2 separate regions of the Homo sapiens genome follow, and region 1 is linked to region 2. A link is a contact called in ENCODE Hi-C or POLR2A ChIA-PET data. All regions are on one chromosome and are shown on one strand. Each heading gives the region's core, a stretch centred on a gene start or an enhancer-like site at or near the end of the contact. The rest is flanking DNA. Distances are from core to core; before and after follow the strand shown.

Region 1 (6,803 bases), core at 318-2,817, 61 kb before region 2:
GAGCAGGCTGGGGGCCATGGAGAGCAGGTCTGCAGGAGCAAACAGAGGGTTTCTGTACAGGATGAGCAGAAGGCCCAGCTGCAGGAGTTGGGCTGCAAGAGACAAGCAACAGGGCGGGGTGCTGGGTTTCAGGGACCCAGGTGGAGGCAAGCCCAGCTCTCAGCTGTCTGCCTATCAGGACCCCTGGGGGGAGTTTGGGGGGCGGAGAATGCAGATTCCTGGGCCTGGAGCCCCAAGGTCTGCCCTCAGGGACTCTTGGGTGGGGTTTGGGAATCTCTCGTTGTAGATATATTAAACCAGTGTTAGCGAGACCAGGGCAGGGGCTGCAGACGGTCTCTGCTGAGGACCAGGGCTTGGTCCCTGGGTGCTGGACGCCTTGGCCTGGGAAAGTCAGAGGGGAGGAATTCAAGCTCAACTTCAAGTCTCCAGAAATCCCAAACCCTCCCTTCATCAGCCAGTCCTGGAAACCTATGCTTTCTTCTCTTTTTGAGGGCAAGCTGACCCTAAGAGGCGGGCCTTAGGTGTCTGTGCACAGGGCCGGCAAGAAGCTGGGGTGGGGGTGGATGGAGAATGCAGAGACAAGAGCTCAGAGGGCAGCAAGGGCCAACCCGAGGAGCCACTTCTGAGCAGCTGTGAGCAGACATGTCCAGGGCCTGCCAGGCCCCCGACCTGAGCTGGGCTCACCTGGCCCCATCCCAGCCTCTTTTCTACTGCCCACGGCTGGCCAGGCAGGTGCACGACAGCCTTCCTCAGCCCTCCCTCCTGGCTCTGCTTCAGCCAGCCCTGCCCACAGGGCCAGAGGCCCACTGCTTTTGCTTCTGGGGGACTCTGAACAGCCAGCTCCCGGCCCTCTTTCAGCCCACCTCAGGGACCCTGGTACACAACAGGAAGTCATGGAGGGGACATGCAGGTGGGGTGCAGGGGCAGGATTTGTCCAAACCACCAACATTTTAGTTTCTTTTTTTTCTTTTAAGACAGAGTGTCACTCTGTTGCCTAGGCTGGGGTACAGTGGCACGATCTTGTCTCACTGAAACCTCTGCCTCCTGGGTTCAAGCAATTCTCCTGCCTCAGCCTCCTGAGTAGCTGGGACCACAGGCGTGTGCCACCATGCCCAGCTAATTTTTGCATTTTTAGTAGAGATGGGGTTTCACTATATTGGCCAGGCTGGTCTTGAACTCCTGACCTTGTGATCCATCCACCTCGGCCTCCCAAAGTGTTGGGATTACAGGCATGAGCCACGGCACCCGGCCCAGTTTTGAGTCTTTTTAAAAACACGTTATCATAATCTATGTATTATTTAATAATGACTTTAAGGATTTTCCATGTCGGTACATAGAGATCTAGCTCTTTTAAAAACATGATACAGTGCATTTTTATTATTTTTTCAGAGCAGCTTGACTTTTTCCCAAGACATCTTCAATAAGAAGTATCCATGTGTACGAACTGAGTGACAGAGGCTCATTTACCAGAAACCCCGGGCGGAGCAGAGCTGGGCTTGGCTGGTCCATGTGATTCCCCCTTGCTGACCAGCACAGGCCCCTCTCTCCCAGGGCCCAGGGTTTTACAATCAGAGGTCAAGTTCTAAGGAAGGAAGTTTGGGAGCTCAGAGCTGGGTGGCAACTCACTGGGTTTGCAAATTCTTCACAGATTAGCAACACATTTTCTTGCTAGTTCATTGTTAGTGAGTTGGGAATGTTTTCCTTTTTCTCTTTTAGTGAGGTAATGTCATTATTTTACACATGCCTCTAATTGGAGCACCCTCCCTTCCTCAAAAACTAATCGAGCCTTTTCCAGGTCAGGTTGGTGCTTAGTCATCTGAACACGAGTCCCGTCCTCTTCCCTTAATCTTTCCCAGGCTGGATTTTGTCTTTGAAACAATAGGAAATGACAGGCTCTATTTTCTTTTCTTAAAAGGACTCAATCCATGGAGTCATGAGTTTGGAACAGGGAAAGTGTGGGGAATTAATACGTCCTCCCAATCAGAAGTAACCAGCTTTCCTCTCTTTGTTTGGCTGAGCCTCTGCAGCCTGAGCTCATGATATCACAGGCAGTTCGCTTAAAAGCAGGAAGGCGGCATTTTCACCTGAAGATAAATTTCCAATGGGATTTTCTGTTAGACCCATTGGAAAGAAATGCAATTAGGCAGTGAGCAGTCTTGGGGCAAAGACTAGAAACATTTCAAAAAAGGGCTCTGCCAGAAATAATTTGTTAGACCCTTGAGGTCTATTTGCATTGATGATATTAACTGCATCTTAAAGTGTCCCAGGTGAGTCAGTCACCGGAATACTTAGGATAATCACTCTTAGGATAAGAGTGATGATTTTAATTTCTTCAACGAAATTCAGCTGTAATTTGGTCACTTCCAAGATATCGAGATTAACTGGATGGTGTTCAGTGACCTTAAAATCCGGAGCAATTACTATTCCAAGAGTCAGAAGGTCAAGGTTGGAGGCCAGGCCCAGCCTGCTCCTGGCTGTGGGTTCCTTATCTGTTCACAATCCCGAGACGAAAGACAATATTAGGAGCAGATAATGGACCCACAACCAGGAGCAGGCTGAGTGATGCCGCCCAAAGTGCGTAATGTTCTTACAGCCAGGACACAGGCACGCGCCAAAGCCCAAAATATCAACATTCTCCAGGTGCCCTTCACCCTTTTAGCCTTATTTTCCCTCACTCTGGCTGTTCCCTGTACTTAAACGTGCTGTTCCTGTTCCCACCTCCTGGCTGCTCCCTTCCCTACCTTCCTTCACCTTTGGAAATTCTGCCTATTCTTAGAGGACCATGTTGAGCGTGATCTCTGATAAGCTTCCCCTAGTCCATTTGGTGGAATCATTTTCTCTGAGCTCCCAGGGCCACTTGGTTTGGCCATTTACTGTCATTCTTCGATGTCAATTGTATTTAATTAATTAATTTATTTTTTACTTTTTTGAGACAGAGTTTTGCTCTTGTCGTCCAGGCTGGAGAGCAATGGCGCAATCTCGACTCACTGCAACCTCTGCCTCCCGGGTTCAAGCAATTCTCCTGCCTCAGCCTCCTGAGTAGCTGGGATTACAGGCATATGCCACCATGCTCGGCTAATTGTTTTTTTTATTTTTAGTAGAGACAGGGTTTCACCCTGTTGGCCAGGCTAGTCTTGAACTCCTGACCTCAGGTGATCCACCTGTCTTGGCCTCCCAAAGTGCTGGGATTACAGGCGTGAGCCACCGCACCCAACCCTTGATGTCGATTGTTTTTTTAGAGTCAGAGTCTCACTCTGTGGCCCAGGCTGGAGTACAGTGGCACAATCTCTGCTTACTGAAACCTCAGCCTCCCGGGTTCAACAGACTCTCAAGCCTCAGCCTCCCGAGTAGCTGGGATTACAGGCACCTGGCACCATGCCAGGCTTTTATATTTTTAGTAGAGACAGGGTTTCACCATGTTGGCCAGGCTAGTCTCGAACTCCTGACCTCAAGTGATCCACCTGCTTCGGCCTCCCAAAGTGCTGGGATTACAGGTGTGAGCTACGGTGGCTGGCCTACCGTCATTCTTACACTTTGTCTAATGTAGCTAAGCCCCTGAAGGATAAAGAAAGGGCCCCTGCTGAATCTGCTCATGGGCTCAGCAAAGAGAAGAAGGGATCAAAGGGAGAGAGAAAGAGGAGGGCAGGAGGTGCAGTTCCTTCCTGGGTGGACCCAGGGGCTCCTCCTGGAGCGGGGGGCAGGCAGGGCCCAGGTGAGAGGAAAAGATCTGGCCTGAGGTTTCTCTCGAATGTTCCTGGGGTGCAGATGGCTGCAGGGTCAGGAAAAAGGAGCCCTTTAGGCTCTCCAAGGTGGTCACACCCTTTTCAGGGCACAAAGGAAGGGGAGTTAACAGCAGCAGCAGTGCCCAGAGAGGTGACAGTCACAGCAGCTGCCACAGGACCATGGCCGGGTTGTGTGTTAGGAACAAAAAGGAGCAGCAGGCTGAGTGTGGCCAGGGGACGGAAGGGGCACAACTCCTGCGGTCGTGGCTCTTTGGGGCTCAGAGCCCATGAAGGTGAGGCTGCAGCCCCAGGGGGACAGGAGCCTGTGCACTGAGCCTTCGGGGTTTGGAGACAAGAGACATGCAGGGGTATCCCCAGGAAGGTGGGCAGAGGTCGGGTAAGGTGGAGCTGGGTTCCCACATTTCTGTGCCTGGGATTTTGATATCTGATTATGTTCTCAGTTGGTGAGGGCAGGGAAATATCTGTCCCATTTTATCAATGAATTGAGCAGGCGTCTCCATGCCTGACTTCATACACTAGCTCAGCACTGTCCAACAGAACTGTCTGCACTGTCCAAGACAGTAGCCACTGGCCATGTGGCTATTGAGCGCTTGAAATGTGACTAGTGCAACTGAGCAGGTGACTTTTACATTTTATTAATTGATTTAAATTTAAATTTAAATAACAGCATGTGGCTAGTGGCTCAGTCCCGGACAGCACAGCCCAGAACTGACAGCAACTGCAATTAGCTACTCTCATTCATTCTCCAGGGAGCCTGGCGCTGTGCCACACCCAGAGGAGGCGACTGTTGATTTGAAATTCCTAAAAATGACGTAGTAGTCCCGGATCCTTAGTTGGCTTCCTGAATCCTCCCTCATGGGCTGATGGTTATCGTGGCTCTTTCCTGCCTTCTCTTTAGCTATGGACCAGTGAGGCTTCCAGTTCACAGAGCATTTGTTGGAGTATTTAGGATTTAATCTCCAAGGCTACCATCCAGTCTTGGAGTGGGGTTCAGCCAACTCCACACTGGTGCTCAGGCTTACAACAGGTTTTTAAAACCAAATGACCATAGTTCCGGGTTACAACTACCCTGCCAAAACTGAGCACAGCTTAAGTCCATGTGCCAGAGACTTGACAATGAACTTGGCTGCAGAATCCAAGGAAGTTCAGGCCTTGACACTTTTCCTCTGAGCTCTGCAGATGCAATTATTTCTCCTCCACAAACTCGTCTCTATAGCAGGGCTGAAGGAGGCTGGCTTGTTATCTCCCTCAATGACTCATTCTTATAATGCTTTTGAGTTTTGCGAAATGCCCTTAGTGTGGTCTAAATGGTGCAACCTCGGCCACACGGGATGCTGGATGCTGCCTCTCACGGGAAAGAAATCATCGATGATCAAAGCTGAAATGTATTGTTGTCACTATGTGTAAAGCACCGTGACTCTCAACACCACTAGGAAGTAGATTTCATTATTATGCCCATTTTACAGATGAGGAAACTGAGGCACAGATAAGTCACCCCAAGACTGAGCTAGGACCAAGTCAGAGCAGAAGCTGGGAGACAAGAGTGACACAGTGAACGAGGAAACCCCGAGTCCAGGGCTGAAGCAGAGTCGTGTCTAGTCTGGTTGACGTCAGTGGTCCAGGGGTCCAGGGTGGCAGGCAGGAAGTGGGGTGGAAGCTTTCAGGGCAGTGGTGCTTCTCAGGAGGTCCCACTGGACATGTGGGGATTTGGGGAGCAGCGCCGAGACCCAGGGAGTTGGAGGAGAGGCTGGCTTGGTTCCCTTGACTGCCTGGCACTGGGCTTTGGTTCCTGGAGCAGTAACTGGTTTCCAGGGACTCATGGAGAAGGCTGGGGGGAGACTGGAAGGGGGATCTTGTGGGCACTTCTTTCCAAGACTCCCCAGATGCCAGATGTATGAGTGCCTGACTTTTCCCAACACCACAAGCTAGTGGGGAGGGTTGCTGATGTTCCTTTGGGCCTGGCTCCCACCCACTGACATTGCAGGTGATGCCGCCCAGCACTGTGGCTCAGCAGGGGCTGGCACACTCCCTGGTCCACAGACCTCTCACATTGGATGCTGTAAGTCAGTTTCCTGAGATGGAGATTTGTGCACGAGAGATTTATTGAGGGAGTGCTCTCCGAGGAAACACCTGTAGGAAAGCGGGGAGGAGTAATTCTCTGTAGAAGAGGACAGGTGTGGGCCATTCACAACCACTCCTCTCAGCAGCTGGAGGCTGGGTGCCTGGGAACGGGGCACCAACATCACACATGGTCCCATTTGTGGGGTCAGCAGTGGGACTGCCTCTAGGCTCCCCAGAGCCTGCATGGTCCCTGGGTTTGCTTGGTCCCTGGGCTTCTCCCTGAAGCAGCAGCAAATGTAATGGCTGCTACAAGCCCCAGCAGCCCCTCAGACAAGCCCGGTGTATCCAGAAGAGTAGAATTTCACAGCAGGCAGCTCATGGATGGAAAGTCAGCATTAGCAGCAAGTAGCTGAGCTAGGGACGTGCGAACCTCCCAGAGGGAACTGGCTTCTTTTCACAGGGCTCCTGAGACCCCACAGCTTGGAAACTGTGGGGGCTCTGCTGCCCAGAAAGCACAAAAGCAAGAAGTGGCAGCCCATATGAGCCCGTGGTCCCTGGGAGGACTTCCACCCGGGAGCTTCCTCCCAGCAGCTTCCTCCCAGCCACCACAGTCCATCAGCAGTCTCTCATCCAAATCTGCTCTGGTCATTTTCCCGCTGGACTTTGTGCCAAGCCAAACACAATCTCAGCAGGACCCTTCAGCCTCCTTCCACAACAAGAACATGGCATTCTTCTTTGGGGCTCTGAAAATGCAAAGAAATATCTCACTGTATCTGCACAGGCCAAAGACTGACCCTCGAGTTGGCAAGCCTGTTGACCAGCTGCCTCTGTAGGGATCCTGGGAGGGTGTGTGTGTGTGTGTGTGTGTGTGTGTGTGTGTGTGTGTGTGTGTGTTTGTGTGTGTAAGCATGCATGCTGGGGGCTAATGGGGGGAAATTCAGATAAGCGAAAACCCATTGTGGAATCCAAGAAAACCATGTGACTGAGGCCAATATGGGC
Region 2 (6,211 bases), core at 2,733-5,232:
CAAAGCCCTCTGCAGGAAGCGGGTGGGAAGTAACCTGTTGACAAGCGCAAAGACCCTGGGAATTAAACTAAGGGGCAAATGGAGGAGAGGTGCTGGCGTTAAGGAAGCAGATGCATGGAGTTAGGTCCCAGGAAGGACCTGGCTAGAAAGGAAGTTTCTCTCACTCACCACTTAAGGTCACACATTCCTTCACTGAAGGGGGCCTTTTCTCAAATGTTGGCTTGAGATCCACATAGGTAAAGACAGACCAGAAATTACTTGAAAGAAGCATTAAGCTTCTTTCTCTCTCTGGAGAGAGCCCAGTTAAACCTCACCTCCAGCCCCTCAACTGGCATCCCCATGCATGTAGGTATTATTTGTTATTTTAGTTTAGTTTAGTTCTTTAGAGACAGGGTTTCACTCTGTTACCCAGGCTAGAGTGCAGTGGTGCAATCATAGCTCACTGCAGCCTCGAACTCTTGGGCTCAAACCTAGGCTCAAGCAATCCTCTTGCCTCAGTTTCTCAAGTACCTGGGAATATATGAATGCACACCATGTCTGGCTTACATTTATTTGTTTAAAAGACAAGAAAGAGGCCGGGCACAGTGGCTCACACCCGTAATCCCAGCATTTTGGGTGGGAGGCTGAGACAGGAGGTTCGCTTGAGCCCAGAAGTTGGAGACCAGCCTGGGAAACATAGCAAGACCTCATCTCTAATTTAAAAAAAAAAAAAAGCAAGAAAGATGGTATGATACCAAATCAAATCATTTCCTTTCCTAGGAAAGGGGCAAAAACAAGGCACAGTGTCAGTTAAGAATCCCTCTTTAGAGAAGCATGAAAAGTCTGCCCCAAATCTGGTAAATCCAGGAACAACTGACTGTCAAGCTGATGGTGCATTCTAGGTTAGGATGTTTTGGACCAGGTAGTGCTTTGTTCCCAAAGAATTCAGGGAAAAGTTTGTTTGTTTGTTTAATCTGCTTATCATAGTAAAATCTTTCTTTGCAATGTCGTACAAAGTTGGCATTATGCGTGCACTGTTGAAGAAAACACAGTTTATTTTTTTTTTTAAAGAATGTACTCCAAAACCATTTAATTAGTAAAAATGTTTAATAATGATTTGAATTTTTTTTTTTTTTTTTTGAGACGGAATCTCGCTCTGTCGCCCAGGCTGGAGTGCAGTGGCACGATCTCTGCTCACTGCAAGCTCTGCCTCCCAGGTTCATGCCATTCTCTTGCCTCAGCCTCCCAAGTAGCTGGGACTACAGGCACCCGCCACCACATCCGGCTAATTTTTTGAATTTTTAGTAGAGATGGGTTTCACCGTGTTAGCCAGGATGGTCTTGATCTCCTGACCTCGTGATCCACCCGCTTCAGCCTCCCAAAGTGCTGGGATTACAGGCGTGAGCCAAAGCGCCCGGCCAATGATTTGATTTTTTAAAGCAGTAAGAGCTAACACTGCAGACACAAAAGACTGCGTAGGTATGATTCCACTTATATGAAGGATTCAGAGGAGGCAAACCTTTAGAGGCAGAATGTAGATGAGTGGGTGCCTGAGGCTGAAGGTGAGGTCACAGAGTGACAGAAATGGACACAAGGAAGACTTCTGAGATGGTGGGAATGTCCCATGCTGGACTGTGGTCACGGTTGCACTACTCAGTAAATTCACTGAAAATCATGGGATTGTACACTTGGAAAATGTGAATTTTATGCTATGTAAATGATATCTTAATAAAGATATCTTTAAATAATGGTAGCTAACACGGCTGGGTGTGGTGGCTCACACCTGTAATCCCAGCACTTTGAGAGGCCAAGGCGGGCGGATCACCTGAGGTCAGGAGTTTGAGACCAGCCTGGCCAACATGGTGAAACCTCATCTCTACTAAAACTACAAAAATTAGCCAGGCGTGGTGTTGGGTGCCTGTAATCCCAGCTACTATATTTTGCTCAGCAAAATATAAAGGGGACCACGGTCATTTATTTGCATATGTGGTTCTTATCCTTGCCAACATTTTGTAAAGAAAATTCTTTTAAAAATGCTAGCTCTACCCTATCACCACTGTTCTGGAGTTTTCTACTTTGAAATGGCAACCACATAGCGGACAGGTGCATTTTTCAGCCAAACAAGCATTGGCGTTAACTGCAAACAAGAGTTAAATGGCAAGAACTGCTTGGGCTGTCATGGGCTGGCCTGGGGTGGGTGGGAAGACTGTCCAGAGAGAACCTCTTCCACCCCAGCCTCTCACTCCTCTCACGTGCTCATGTTCTTCCACTTTTCTTTCCTGGATTGGAAGTGCAGGCTGATTCCAGGTCCCAAACACACCTCAAGCCAGAGTTTTCCAAATTGTGATTTGAGGTTCATTCATGAGTCTTGAAATCATTAGTGAGTTGTAACCAGCAATTTTTGAAAATAAAGCATAGAGTAGTTTAGAAAACAACAAAGGGCATCACATGAAGAAAGTATAAACACTGTTTTGTAATTTAAACATTTCTTTTTCAGTTGTGTGTATATGAGTATGTGTTCCACTGGGCCAAAAAGTGAAAATCTTTTCCTACCATGGGCTGCAATCACAATTTGAAAACGCCCACCTTAATCCCTGCAGAAAGGCATGAGCTGTACACATTAGGGCCATGGCACCTGGCTGGATCTTCTTATCCTGGTGTCAGTGATGCTAAGCTCCAAACTTAAAAAATGAAAGACAATAATTTCCAAATATAAATGTCACCTTTTTGTTTTTTGAGACGGGGTCTCACTCTGTCACCCAGACTGGAGTGCGGGGGGTGCAATCTTGGCTCACTGCAACCTCCACCTCCCAGGCTCAAGCGATTCTCCTGCCTCAGCCTCCTGAGGAGCTGGGATTACAGGCATGCGCCACCATGCCTGGCTAATTTTTGTATTTTTAGTAGAGACAGGGTTTCACCATATTGACTAGGCTGGTCTTCAACTCCTGACCTCAAGTGATGCACCCACCTAGACCTCCCAAATTGCTGGGATTACAGGCGTGAGTCACCATGCCTGGCCTAAACGCCATCTTTCTGTACCTTGTAAATTTCCATGACTTTGTACCAAAAGCAGAGAAACAACAGTGAGACAAAATTTTGGACCACAAGAAGGAAAACTACAGAATCTCAAGAGGACCACCAGCTCTGCTGCTGGCAAACTTTGTTGCTATCCTTTCATCCATGAGGACGGGAACATTCAAGATGAATGAAAGGCTGGGAGCAGAAGCCAGCCTACAGATGCTCACAAAATCCCTATCCTGCCCTGGTAGTTTAACACGCAGGAAGAACCTCCACGAGGAAGAAAAATGAAAATGGTGACTAAGCAAATGTCTCGAAGGCCCTTTACCCACTCACTGGAATCTTAATTCAACAGCTTAAACTTAGAGCCAAGGCAAGTTTTGTTTTCTTTCTCTAGATAAAAGACTGCTAAGTCTGACCCGAACGTCAGAAGGTTCGATTCTTTTTGGTGAGTCATATCCGCACTGGCATTTATATGCAGTTTATGAGTAGATGCTAAATCCCACCAACAACAAAATTTTGCCTGACTTCAAAGGCCCAGAGTGAACGATGGCCTTTGATGCAGAAAAGAGGGCTTGGATAGAAACACCAAAAGAGCCAAAGTCCCCTTCCAACCATAAGAACTCAGAAAAATGTTAAGAATGCCTTCCCATGGCAGAGCTGGCACAGAAAGAGGATGGGAGAAGGCAGGACAAAAACAAGCTTTATCTCCACAAATTGGAAACTTTTTAAATGGAAGTCTTTTTTTTTTCTTTTTTTATAAATCAAAATATTTAAAAGTTACAAGAGGTTTTTTTTTTGTTTTGTTTTGTTTAAGGCATGTCATGAAACGCATTTATTAGCCACATCTCTTTGATTTATTAAAGCCCATTCATTAAAGGTAGCCTTGATGCCAACAAAACCCTCCCACAGTAACGCAACACCCACATGCAAGGCCTCCAGCGATTTCGTCCCCAGATTATGGGCAAACCATCTCCTGGAACGGAGGGGCCTGTGCGTGTCACATTACATCCTGGGGGTGACTGTTGTGTTATGTTGAGTCACTTGGTTCCTTGGGAATGTGCGAATTCACTGCCACATAAGAGTGACATTTCTGGATTATAAAAAATTAGGAAACTACTAACATCATTGCTACTTTTCTTAGAAGACTAGAATTTGTTTTAGAGCTGGGTTAGAGTTCTCAATTGGTCTCAGATTAGAGAAGGTGTGGGCAGCCTTCCAGAAGTGGGTTGCCAACTCTCCTGGGAGTTTAGATGGGGAGGATGGCAGGGGCCTGGGAAGGTAGAACCACGACTCTGCTTAAATGACAAGAGCAATGAAATCCCCGCCTCCTCATTTTATTAGGTTGGTGCAAAAGTAACTGTGATTTTTGCCATTAAAAGCAATGGGCAAAAACCGCGATTATTTTTGCACCAACCTACAAATGAGAGGGTTATGTGGGTCATTCTGCTTCTTTTCGATACAACAGTCACAAAAGCACATCACTGCCGAGACCAGCTCGGTCGGGGAGACCCTAAACCAGTGGCGCTAGAAGAATTAAAGACACACACACAGAAATATAGAGGTGTGGAGTGGGAAATCAGGGGTCTCACAGCCTCCAGAGCTGAGAGCCTCGAACAGAGATTTACCCACATAAATCATCACAGCAAGCCAGTGATAAGCATTGTTTCTATAGATTATAGATTAACTAAAACTATTCCTTATGGGAAATAAAGGGATGGGCCGAAGCAGAGGGATGGGCTCTGGCTAGTTACCTGCAGCAGGAGCACATCCTTAAGGCACAGATCACTCATGCTACTGTTTGTGGTTTAAGAACTCCTTTAAGTGGTTTTCCACTCTGGGTGGGCCAGGTGTTCCTTGCCCTCATTCCAGTAAACCCACAACCTTCCAGCATGGGCATCATGGCCATCACGAACATGTCACAGTGTGGCAGAGATTTTCTTTATGGCCAGTTTTGGGGCCAGTTTATGGCCAGATTTTGGGGTGCCTGTTCCCAACACATCACTAGCCACCTTTCAAAGGTGGGCAGAGGAAGGATCTGCCGCGATGGGAGTATTTTATTACTGACATTGCATACAATTGCCAGTGCATAGTGATGCTGAAATGTAGATAGTCACTTTTATTTATTTTTATTATTTCTTTATTTAGTAAATAAATCTCACCCTGTCATATAGGTTGGAGTGCAGTGGTGAGCTCATAGCTCACTGTAACCTCAAACTCCTGGGCTCAAGCAATCCTCCCACTTCAGCCTCCCAAGTGGCTAGGACTGCAGGTGCCTGCCATGATGCCCTGCTAATTGTTTTTTTTTTTTTTTTTTTTAGAGATAGGGGTCTCCCTATGTTACCCAGGCTAGTCTCTAATGACTGGCCTCAAATGATTCTCCTGCCTTGGCCTCCCAAAATGCTGAAATGACAGGCATGACTATATCCTTTAGTCATTCATATCTTTAGCAGAGTGATTTGAATCAGCTTATTGAAATAATAGCTACCAACTGCTGAGCTCAACTCCATGGTCCTGTGCTAGCGTGTTACATACAACACTGTGTTTTCACAGTCTTAAAACAGCCCTATGCAGAAGAGACATAATCCCATGTTACAACTGAGTCCTAGAAAGTGTCCCTACACTGCCCAACACACAGCAGATACGATATGCAGCAGAAAGGAATATGAACCCAGAACTGCCTAAATCCAAGCCTCGCTGAAACCTACATTTCCTGAAGGGATGCAATTTGGGAGGTGAGATTTTGAGGAAGGAAGCATAGTGCACATTAGGGAAAAGAAGGTTCCGGTGAGCCTTGCTGGTAAAATAGCTTTCCGTAAAGACAAACAAATAAACCCGATCAGTGGCATTTGCCCATTTCCCTGGTGTAAATACTCCCACCGTGGCAGATGCCACAGAACACAGGCAGAGCTGGTAAGACATGTGCATAACTGGCTCTCATCATAAGAACTGGCTCTGCACACCACAGGGTGCAGCAGTGCAGCCTTTGGACAATCACAGTGTCCTGCTCAGACTGGAACTGGGAATTGAGAAGAAGAGCCTCAGGAGGTGTGAGAGATGCAGAAAAAGAGGCAGGAAGGTGTGGAGACAATCTCACTTCCACCTCCTAAATGGCAGTGCTCAGGTTTCTGGTGTTCAGGTTACACAGGGGCTCTGTCTCTCATCTGCTCTCTATGGGGCAGCCAGAGGGGCTTTATGACTTCATCACAGCACC

The links. A loop is a pair of places that touch in the nucleus more often than their neighbours do. ChIA-PET counts read pairs that join two places held with the same protein, here RNA polymerase II (POLR2A). Pooled maps may share reads with other maps.
Region 1: a loop to region 2 is called in a map of endothelial cell of umbilical vein, with 5 times the contacts of the local background. The contact joins two enhancer-like sites. A Hi-C loop is called at or near these places in 7 of 168 maps with a recorded cell type or tissue (chondrocyte, endothelial cell of hepatic sinusoid, endothelial cell of umbilical vein and 4 more) and 3 of 50 pooled maps. POLR2A ChIA-PET finds 5 or more read pairs at or near these places in 10 of 52 experiments (AG04449, AG04450, BJ and 7 more).

Annotation. Positions count from the first base shown.
Region 1 is chr21:32,519,360-32,526,162 of GRCh38, reverse strand. No RefSeq gene overlaps it. Among named protein-coding and RNA genes, the nearest start is that of TCP10L, 63 kb to the left of the region's middle. RefSeq lists a silencer at 6,798-6,803. Within about 2 kb of position 1,567, at least 6 of the 41 ENCODE cell types and tissues checked have a DNase peak (open chromatin) inside an H3K27ac peak, as active enhancers do; they include endothelial cell of umbilical vein, where a contact is called at or near this core.
Region 2 is chr21:32,461,327-32,467,537 of GRCh38, reverse strand. The region is part of intron 3 of EVA1C (eva-1 homolog C); the gene reads right to left. Among named protein-coding and RNA genes, the nearest start is that of EVA1C, 52 kb to the right of the region's middle. RefSeq lists an enhancer at 2,853-4,052. Within about 2 kb of position 3,982, at least 11 of the 41 ENCODE cell types and tissues checked have a DNase peak (open chromatin) inside an H3K27ac peak, as active enhancers do; they include endothelial cell of umbilical vein, where a contact is called at or near this core.